Regions from separate parts of the Mus musculus genome. Here region 1 is linked to region 2. A link is a contact called in ENCODE POLR2A ChIA-PET data. All regions are on one chromosome and are shown on one strand. Each heading gives the region's core, a stretch centred on a gene start or an enhancer-like site at or near the end of the contact. The rest is flanking DNA. Distances are from core to core; before and after follow the strand shown. Region 1 holds the start of Prkcz (protein kinase C, zeta). Region 2 overlaps Ski (ski sarcoma viral oncogene homolog (avian)).

What was found. ChIA-PET counts read pairs that join two places held with the same protein, here RNA polymerase II (POLR2A).
Region 1: POLR2A ChIA-PET joins it to region 2 with 11 read pairs in embryonic stem cell. The contact joins the promoter of Prkcz here to the enhancer-like site in region 2. POLR2A ChIA-PET finds 5 or more read pairs at or near these places in 2 of 5 experiments (Patski and embryonic stem cell).

Annotation. Positions count from the first base shown.
Region 1 is chr4:155,359,853-155,364,318 of GRCm38, reverse strand. It overlaps Prkcz (protein kinase C, zeta), which reads left to right and starts at 2,891. Exons shown (of 18, transcript NM_008860.3): 1 at 2,891-3,167. The coding sequence starts at 3,097.
Region 2 is chr4:155,172,294-155,176,324 of GRCm38, reverse strand. The region is part of intron 1 of Ski (ski sarcoma viral oncogene homolog (avian)); the gene reads left to right. Among named protein-coding and RNA genes, the nearest start is that of Ski, 48 kb to the left of the region's middle. Within about 2 kb of position 2,749, at least 1 of the 3 ENCODE cell types and tissues checked has a DNase peak (open chromatin) inside an H3K27ac peak, as active enhancers do.

The sequences.
Region 1 (4,466 bases), core at 1,642-4,141, 190 kb before region 2:
CAGGTGCAGGAGAGTCACAGTGTACTCCTACTTTGGTGCAAGATAGATGTTCTTCATCGTGTCTGTCCAGGCACCGTGTCACCTTCTGTCCAGTTGCCTTTTAGTGATGGGGGTGGGGACAGACCACTTACATAGACGTGTGTTGGGCAGGCATCAGAGAAGGTACCACAGACAGAGGATACAAGGTCATCCATGGGGTGGGTGAATGTGGGGGAATGTAACGGCAAAAAGGAACGAGGTCCCTGGTCCTATGAGCCTATCTGCCATGGTGAAAAACTAGCTTTCACCCAAGGGCAAGGAAAACAACCAAAGGCTTTTAATATATACATTAAAAAAAAAAGATTTATTTACACTATAGCTGTCTTCAGACACACCAGAAGGGGGCATCAGATATCATTATGGGTGGTTGTGAGCCACCATGTGGTTGCTGGGATTTGAACTCAGGACCTTTGGAAGAGCAGTCAGTGCTCTTAACCGCTGAGCCATCTCTCCAGCCCAATATATACATTTTTAATTTATGTTGTGTGGCCTGCGTGTATGTATGTGTACCATACCTGTGTTGGTGACCACAGAGACTGAAGAGTTCCTTGGATCTCCTGGAACTGGAATTTGAGTTAGGTGTGGGTGCTAGGAATAGAGACCCCTTCTGGAAGGGCAACCCCTACTCTTTACTGTTGGGCCATCTCTCCCGTTTCTACCAAAGGCTTTTTTTTTTTAAAGATTTATTTATTATTATATCTAAGTACACTGTAGCTGTCTTCAGACACACCAGAAGGGGGCATCAGATCTCACTACAGATGGTTGTGAGCCACCATGTGGTTGCTGGGATTTGAACTCAGGAGCTTCGGAAGAGCAGTCGGTGCTCTTACCCACTGAGCCATCTCTCCAGCCCCAACCAAAGGCTTTTAAAACACTAGACTACAACCCCAGCAAGGGCTGACTTGTTTGTTTTTGTTTTTTTGTTTTTTAAGAACTTGGACATTGTGTCATAATCCCAGCACAGAGAGGGAGGCTAGGCCAACAAACGGGTCTTAGTGAACTCAAAGGGAGGATGCACTGTAGATTGTGAGGATATGCAGAAACTGTGAGAATGCGTGGGGGTATGTGAGGTCTTGGGGGCACTCAGTGGAGGGTAGGGAGCCCTTGTCTTTAAAACAAAACAAAACAAAACAAACAAACGAAAACAATAAAAAGTAAAATGTAAAGGCTGTGACCAGAGAAAGGTAGACATAGCCTTGGAGAACAACACCCTGGCTGAATCTGTTGCTGTTAAGGGTTAAGCTGGACATGGTAGAGCACGCCTTTAATCTCGGCATGTTGGGGGGGGCGGGGGCGGGGGCGGGGGAAGACAAGCAGTCTGAGCTTGAGACTAGCCTTGACTACAGAGTTAGTTCCAGGACAGCATGGGATACACAGGTACATAGCTACACAGAGACAGACAACCAGACAAGCAGAAAAGTAAGTAAAAGTCCAAGCAGCACAGCCTAACTCAGGCTGTCATTTTAACCGCTTGGAAGACTGTGTGGCAGGAGGATTAAGGGTTCACCAGCTACCTTGCAGAGGACCTGCCACGCACCCACATGGCATCTCACAACTTGCTCCAGTTCCAGGGTGAGCCCAGAGCTCTTCTAACCTCTCCAGGGCACTGCACCCATGAGGTGTGCAAATACACAGGACTACACATGCTGGCAAAACAACAGTCATACACCTAAAATAAAAACTTTCGTCCATTTCCCAACGCTAAAATAAACAAAAATATGTCTGTGAACTCAGTGTGACACACATCTGGAATCTCAGCACTTAGGAGCCTGGGCGGGTGAGGACAAGGAGTGCTAATAGCCATGACAGAAGCTACAGAGGTGCAGAGAACCAGGTTTGAGTTCAAAGGGTTTTGAAAAATTATCTGAGGCATTACTGGGGATTACCGGGCTGGCTACAGCCTCCGTTTCTCTAATATTGAGATTGTAGGCATGCCACCATTTTTTTAAAAATTATTTTTAAGATTAAAGTGTTTAAAAGCCACTTAAAGCCTGCGGGGGTGGCATATGCCTTTAATCCCAGCACTTGGGAGCGAGAAGAAGGTGGATCTCTGAGGTCAAGGCCAGCCTGGTCTACAGAGAGAGCTCTAGGGCAGCCTGAGCTACGGAGAAAGCCTGTCTCAAAAAACAAAACAAACAAAAAGGCATCTGAAGATGACCAGGTGGCTGCCAATAGGTGTCTTCTAGAGAGAACGCGGGATGTAAGATCAGGGCCGCTGCGTCTTTTCAGCCCTCCAGCGTCACCTCAGTGCCTGGCACCAAGAAGAACCAGGCACGCGTGTGGAATGTAAAGCGAAGGGCTAAGAAGACCTTACGATTCTCCAGATCTGTTCGGCGGAGAAGCTAACTGGTGCAGAGGCGGCGAATAAAGACAGGCCCTCCTGGCTGGGGATGCGGGATGCCCCTGAAGTTGGGAGGGCTGGGACCGGAGGGCCAGACCAGCTCGCACTTTGAGGAGTTGCTCAGCTCCTCGCAACCTCGGGGACGCTGCGGACAGCTGGAGTTCGTACTCCGAAGGTCTGAAAACATCGGACAACCCGCACCTCCAAAAAGTTTGCCCGGCTTTCAGCACAACAGACCCAGCAGACTCAGAAGCACGGGGCGGAGTGGCCTGACTGTCCCTGGACTATTCGGGTCGCCGCCCGTTGCCGGGCAAAGCCACTACGTGCGCGCTCCCATTGGCCCAGGGCCGCGCCCGACAGGTAGTTCATCCTGCACTCTGGTTATTGGGCCGCGGCCGCGCGGCCCCCCGAGGATTGGCCCAGGTGGCGGCCCCGGGGAGCCCTCATTGGCCACAGGTGCCTCCCGCCTCGTGGATTGGCCGTCTCGATGGCCAGGTTCCGCCCCCATCCAGTGTGCCCCCAGCTCCGCGCACCGCCCAAGTTCCGCGGAGTTGGCGAGGCGGGTGCCGTCTGTCCCGTGCTGCGCGCTCCCTTCCGCGCGCTCCCTTCCGCGTTCCGCCGTCTGCCCCGCCTGGCAACCCGGCCCTTCTCCGGGGCCGCTAGCCATGGCCGGAGCGCCCTGGAAGCAGCGCTGACGGCGGCTGGCTGAGTGCGCCATGCCCAGCAGGACGGACCCCAAGATGGACCGGAGCGGCGGCCGCGTCCGTCTGAAGGCGCACTACGGCGGGTGAGCGCGCAGCGCCGGACAGCGGGCAAAGCGGGTTGCGCGGCGGTGGAACTTCGGGGCTGTCGGGGTGCTGCGCGCGAAGGAGGCAGGGAGGCGACGACGAGGCGCCCCGGGAGCTGCGGTGGCGCCCTTCAATGTGGCCCGAGGGAAACCTCGAGGGCGGGGCGCACTCCGCCTAGCTAGTTCTCTCTGGGCGCACACAGCAGGCAGGTGTTGTTGCGCTCCTAGCCTTGGTCTCAGTCAGGGACTTTAAGGACAAACTTGCATGGTCTATAAAAGTTTTCATCAGATTGTGAAAACCTCTGGTGCATTAAAAAAAAAAAAAGTAAAAAAAAAAAAAAAAAAAAACAACAACAAACCCAACACACCCAAGATTATTCAAATTGGCCGCTGTTTAAGTGTAAGGAAAACCTTTGATCCATGGCACGCACAAGAATGCTTGAAGTTGTGGGAACACCAGAGCACATTTTCGCAGCTTTGGTTCGGGGGGGGGGGGGGGGGACGGGGGACAGAACTTTTTGAAGCTCTCCAGAATAGTCTTGCCCTGTTTTTTAGGACAGGGATGATGGTCTTTTCCGTCACATTCCTGGAGGTGGTTTTGGGGGCTGGCCTCGGCCCTTAGCCCTGGATTCCGCCTTGTTTTCCGGGAGGGAGAGGGTGGAGTGGGGAGGGGACCGATAGGGGCATGACAGTGGTTAGTATGGTTGTCCAGGAGCATTGAGTGATGAGAGCGGAGTGATGGTGTTGGTTTTCTGGTGGCTGGTTCGCCCAGGCTGGGTCGGAGAATCCCATAATCTTGCCCCTGATTGTGTAGACAGAAGAGGGTAGAGGCCTAAGGCTTTGACAGCTTCTTGCTTAGGTGCTGTGTGTCCTGGAACCAGCCTGGGTACTCCCAGGTCAAGGGTCAAGGGTCGAGGGTCGCTGCTCTTGGGAAGGAGAAAGGGAGTGGAGTGGAATGCTGGTCCTGTGGCTGAACTGGGCTCTCAGCATTCCTAGGAGTTTTACAGAGTGGCCGGTCCCAGCCACAGAGACAAGTGACTGGTCCTTTGGAAGTGGTTCCTTGCCTGGGTAGAAGATTCTCTTTTCAGCCTCAGGCCAACTTCTGGTGGTCCTGGATTTGGAGGCGGGTTTCTGGTACAGCCAGAGAAAGAAAGATTTCGGGGGTTGGGGGTGGTGGAGGCAGCCAGCCTCACCCAAAGTTGAGGTCTGCAGCCCTGACTCTGGCCTGGAGTGCCCTGCCAAAAGGGAACGCTTAGCTGTGTCCTCTGGCTTGCCAGATTCTGTAGTGAGCCTGCTAAA
Region 2 (4,031 bases), core at 1,500-3,999:
GGACAGGAAATGTGGCCATGTGTTTTCTCTGGGCAAGAAGATTTCCAATTTAGAGGGAAATGAAAACGGCCAAACATTTTACTCTGGGATGGAGCATCAATGACAATGGGGCAGTGTCTTTGTACACGGTGCTGGGTTCTGGACAAGGGTCCACCTCATCTGCATATTCGTTGTCAAAGGTCTGGGTCTGGCCCTACACAAAAGTCTTTTGGCTGACATCCCCCCACACCCCCCAGCTATCTCTTTCCACAGGAGCACCTTGCCAGGGAGTCTCATGGGACCACCAGTGCAGAGGTCAGGCCACGTCTTTTTGAGAGCTTCTCTGGTACTTGCGGATATATGCTCAGCTATGGATAACTGTTCCCGCAGGTTCCCTTCTTACAGGGTCTTTAGCTATATCCTTAATAAATGACTTTCCTGGATAGCTGGACCTCCCCTGAGTCGGGCACATCAGTCCTCAGCCCTAGTGCATCGTCACACTGCCTCGAGTGCCATTTCTGTAAAGGGCTAGAGACATGATTCAGTGGCTAAGAGCATTTACTGCTCTTGGAGAGGACCTTGGTTCAGTTCCCAGCTCCAACAACCATCCCTAAATCCAGTGTCAGGTGACCCAAAGCATGTTCTGACCTCTGCAGCAGGCATGCACATGGTACACATGTTCTGACCACTGCAGCAGGCACGCACATGGTACACACATAACATGAAGTGAGTAAATCAAACTTGGGGTGGGAGTTTAGTAGGATTTATTTTATGTGCCTGGACCTTTTAAAGGACCCTGTGCCCTTCAGTGTTAGTTGCCTCTTGGAGTTCTGGGACTAGGAGAGAATATAAAAGCCAGCGGAAGCTGAGAGCTGGGGAGTAGAATTCAGGAGTGGCATTGAAGTAGTTCCAGGAGACAGAAGAGTGGGGGGTGGGCGGGCAGTTGGTGACAGGAGAAGCTGAGCTGAGCTGGGCCAGAGAACATATTGTTAGGAGACGTGAGAAGAGAGTATGGAGAATATAAAGGGAAGATCTACAGGAATGGGATTTGAGACAGGCTTTCTCTGTGTGGCCCTGGATGTTATGGAACTCACTTTGTAAACCAACCTAGGCCTGAGCTTAGAGATCCACCTGCCTCTGCCTCCTGAGTGTTGGGATTAAGGGAAAATTGGAAAATTTCCCAGCTCTTGGAAGGCAGAGGCAGGTGGAGCTTTGTGTGTTCCAGCACAGCCAGGGCTATATAGTGAGGCCGACCCCAAACCTACCCCCACCTAAATAGATAGATAGATAGATAGATAGATAGATAGATAGATAGATACGTGCAAGGTAGAGTGTCCCTAAGCTGTGAACGTAACCTATCACCAGCATCTACCTAGGCCTTGTTATTAGAACGATAGGAAAGTTGAGCATAGACTGTACTTTGTATGGATACCTGGTAGGCTGCGGTTGCCCTTCCATTGAGGAGTAAGGAACCTTAGGAGGCCAAGGAACAGAACTAAGTGTCCTCTGAGGTGAAGTGTTGTCCTGAAGAGTCCCTGCCTTCACTCGCCACTGGCACAAAGACCAGGATCCCTTCTGAACCCTAAGATGCTGTGGCTTTGCTCCCTCTTCTGTTCCTTGGCTCACATGAGTTCTAGTTCCTGGAAGGTGGCAGGAAAGCCAGAAGCCCTGGGTCCTAGGGGGCCTGCATGTGGTCCTCAGCAAGCTCTTTCTCCAGCATACCCGTAATTCCTGTGGCTTTGGGATCAACCGAGCTAGCCGTCTTTTCTTTCCACCAGCTGCTGTCTCGCTCTCCTGTCTGCAGCATTTACTGGCTGGCCAGCCTGGGCTATGCATTGTTGTCCATTCCACAGCCCTACAGAAGCGGGGGGGGGGGGGGGGGGGGGACTTGGGGCCTGTGAGAGGAGGGGCAGACTCGCTGTTCACTGGGGCTTGAGATGGGAGGGAACATCTCCCAGCTCAGCAGTGTCCCCCACGTCTCAGGAGAACTAGGGACTTTGCAAAGTCTTACGTGTGACTAACCTTGTCTGTTAGTGTCTGTTAGGATGAGAGTGCATGCTGGGACAGAGCCTGTGAGCTTAGAGGGCAGAGAGAATGACCTAGGGCTGGCAAGTAAGTGGCAGGAGACAGCTGGTTTCAAGATGTAGCTGACAGAACCCCGGGCAGCTCATCGAGGCTCGGGCTGGGTATTGAGTGAGCTGGGTTTAGTGTCGACACTTAAAAGTTCTAAGGACTTGGGTCAGTCTGGTCCTTTCTCAAGCCACGGCTCCTCAGTGCTGCATGTTGTATATGTTTCTGGTTACATGAGATGGGTCAAAACCAGCCTGCCACTTCCAGATGTTAGAGAGGAAGCCGGAATGTGCTGTTAGGGACCAAGTTGGTCAGGCCTTGAGGCCCATTTGCCCTGCTCTGTGCTATTGAGGGCTTGTTGTCGATGTGTAGGGAGTACAGGAGGTGGGAAGGCGAGCCCTCCTGCTGGCCTGCGGAGACTCTGTGATTCTGGTGAGTCCACCTTCCCAGAAGAGCGAACTGCGCCTGCAGTGGCATTCGCCTCCCTCACTTCGTGTCCTCCTCACTGCAGCCTGCAGCCTTTCCTCCAGCCCTAGATGGGAAGGCCTGTTTATCTTGATCAATCTCTGGTGAAGGGGTGGCAGCTGGCCAAGCAGCCATTACAGGCTGCCCCGCCCTTAGCGAGAGTCATCTTGATGGAATGTCTGCTGGGAGCAGCTGAGGGACGCTGGGAAAGAATAGGCCCTTTTGCCCTGCCCCCACCCAGACCAGAGCTCCCAGGCAGGGGCACGCCCACATCGCAGACTGCTGTTGTACCAGTGGCTGGCTGGCTGTCTTTGGGGCTCTGGCCCTTGCATTTTAAGTCTTTTAACAGTTACTTCCCATGTATCATCTAGGGAACATCCTATCTGCTTGGGAGCTAGCTTCATGACTCTCTCCTTCTGAAACAGGTTTGTGAGGAGGCATCAATGCAGTTCCAGAGGGAGCCCTGGAGTTGTGTCCCTACAAAACCAGGATGTATGTTCCAGTAGTGGCTTACTTGGGCCCTCGCTCTTCTCTGCAGGCTTGGCTGGCACGCTAGAGACTTGGCCTTTCCCATCCCATCTCCCCAACCAACCCATGAAAGAAATCCCGTCCCAAGGGTGGGCTCTTGCCGCTTTTTGACAGGTCCAGGTCCATGAAAGGAGCTTATTGTCAGACCCAACTCTCGGGGCTCCTTTTAGAGAGCCGAGGCACTCGCAGATCTCAGCGGGAGCCCGGGAGGGGAAGGATTGCTCAGTGGGTCCTCCCCGGAGGGAGAAAGAAGGCAGGCTCTTGCTGACTCCGTTTCTTTGGAACAGTATTGGGAGAACTAGAGAATGACCTACTTAAGGGAATCAAAGTCAGCCCCCGTAACTGTGCTTGTGCCCCACTGGGGGGCTGGGGCTGCCTTAGGAACCCAGTCTGCCGCCTCGGTAGCACAGTAAGGAGCCAGAAAGTAGGTTAATTTGAGCATGATGAGAGTGTGACTTCGGATGTGTAAAATATTAACGGCGATGGCAAAAATAGAAACTTCTAGAGCTGCGGACTCTCCAGAAAAGACCCGTAGCTCAAGCAGAGCCGGTTCCAGAGTGAGGCAATGTAGGGTTCACCTGTAGAAGACAGAAACCCGCTGTGGAGACCCTAGCTCTGTGTCACCTGTGGGAAGCGTTTGCTTCAACTGTAGTGTTCGGTTCAGGGTTGCCCATGTCTTGGTAGTTTTGCCTAAAGGAGCCCAAGTCCTCACTCCCTCACTGTAAGTCGAGTGACTACATTATTCTGGCTCTGGTCTGCCCTATGAAGGGGGAATGGGACATGATGATTCTCCACTGACTTATTGCTTATTAGTAGGACCTGCTGTGGCTAGACTGGGGTCTGTGGGTTGGCTGTGAGAATTTGGGACTCTGGGCTGCCCCTGGCTGCAATCTGGCCTCTTAACACTAAGGCTACTCCAGTCAGCCCTAGATCATATGGATGTACTCCACAACACATGACTTTTTTTTTTTTTTTTTTAAACCTAGGGC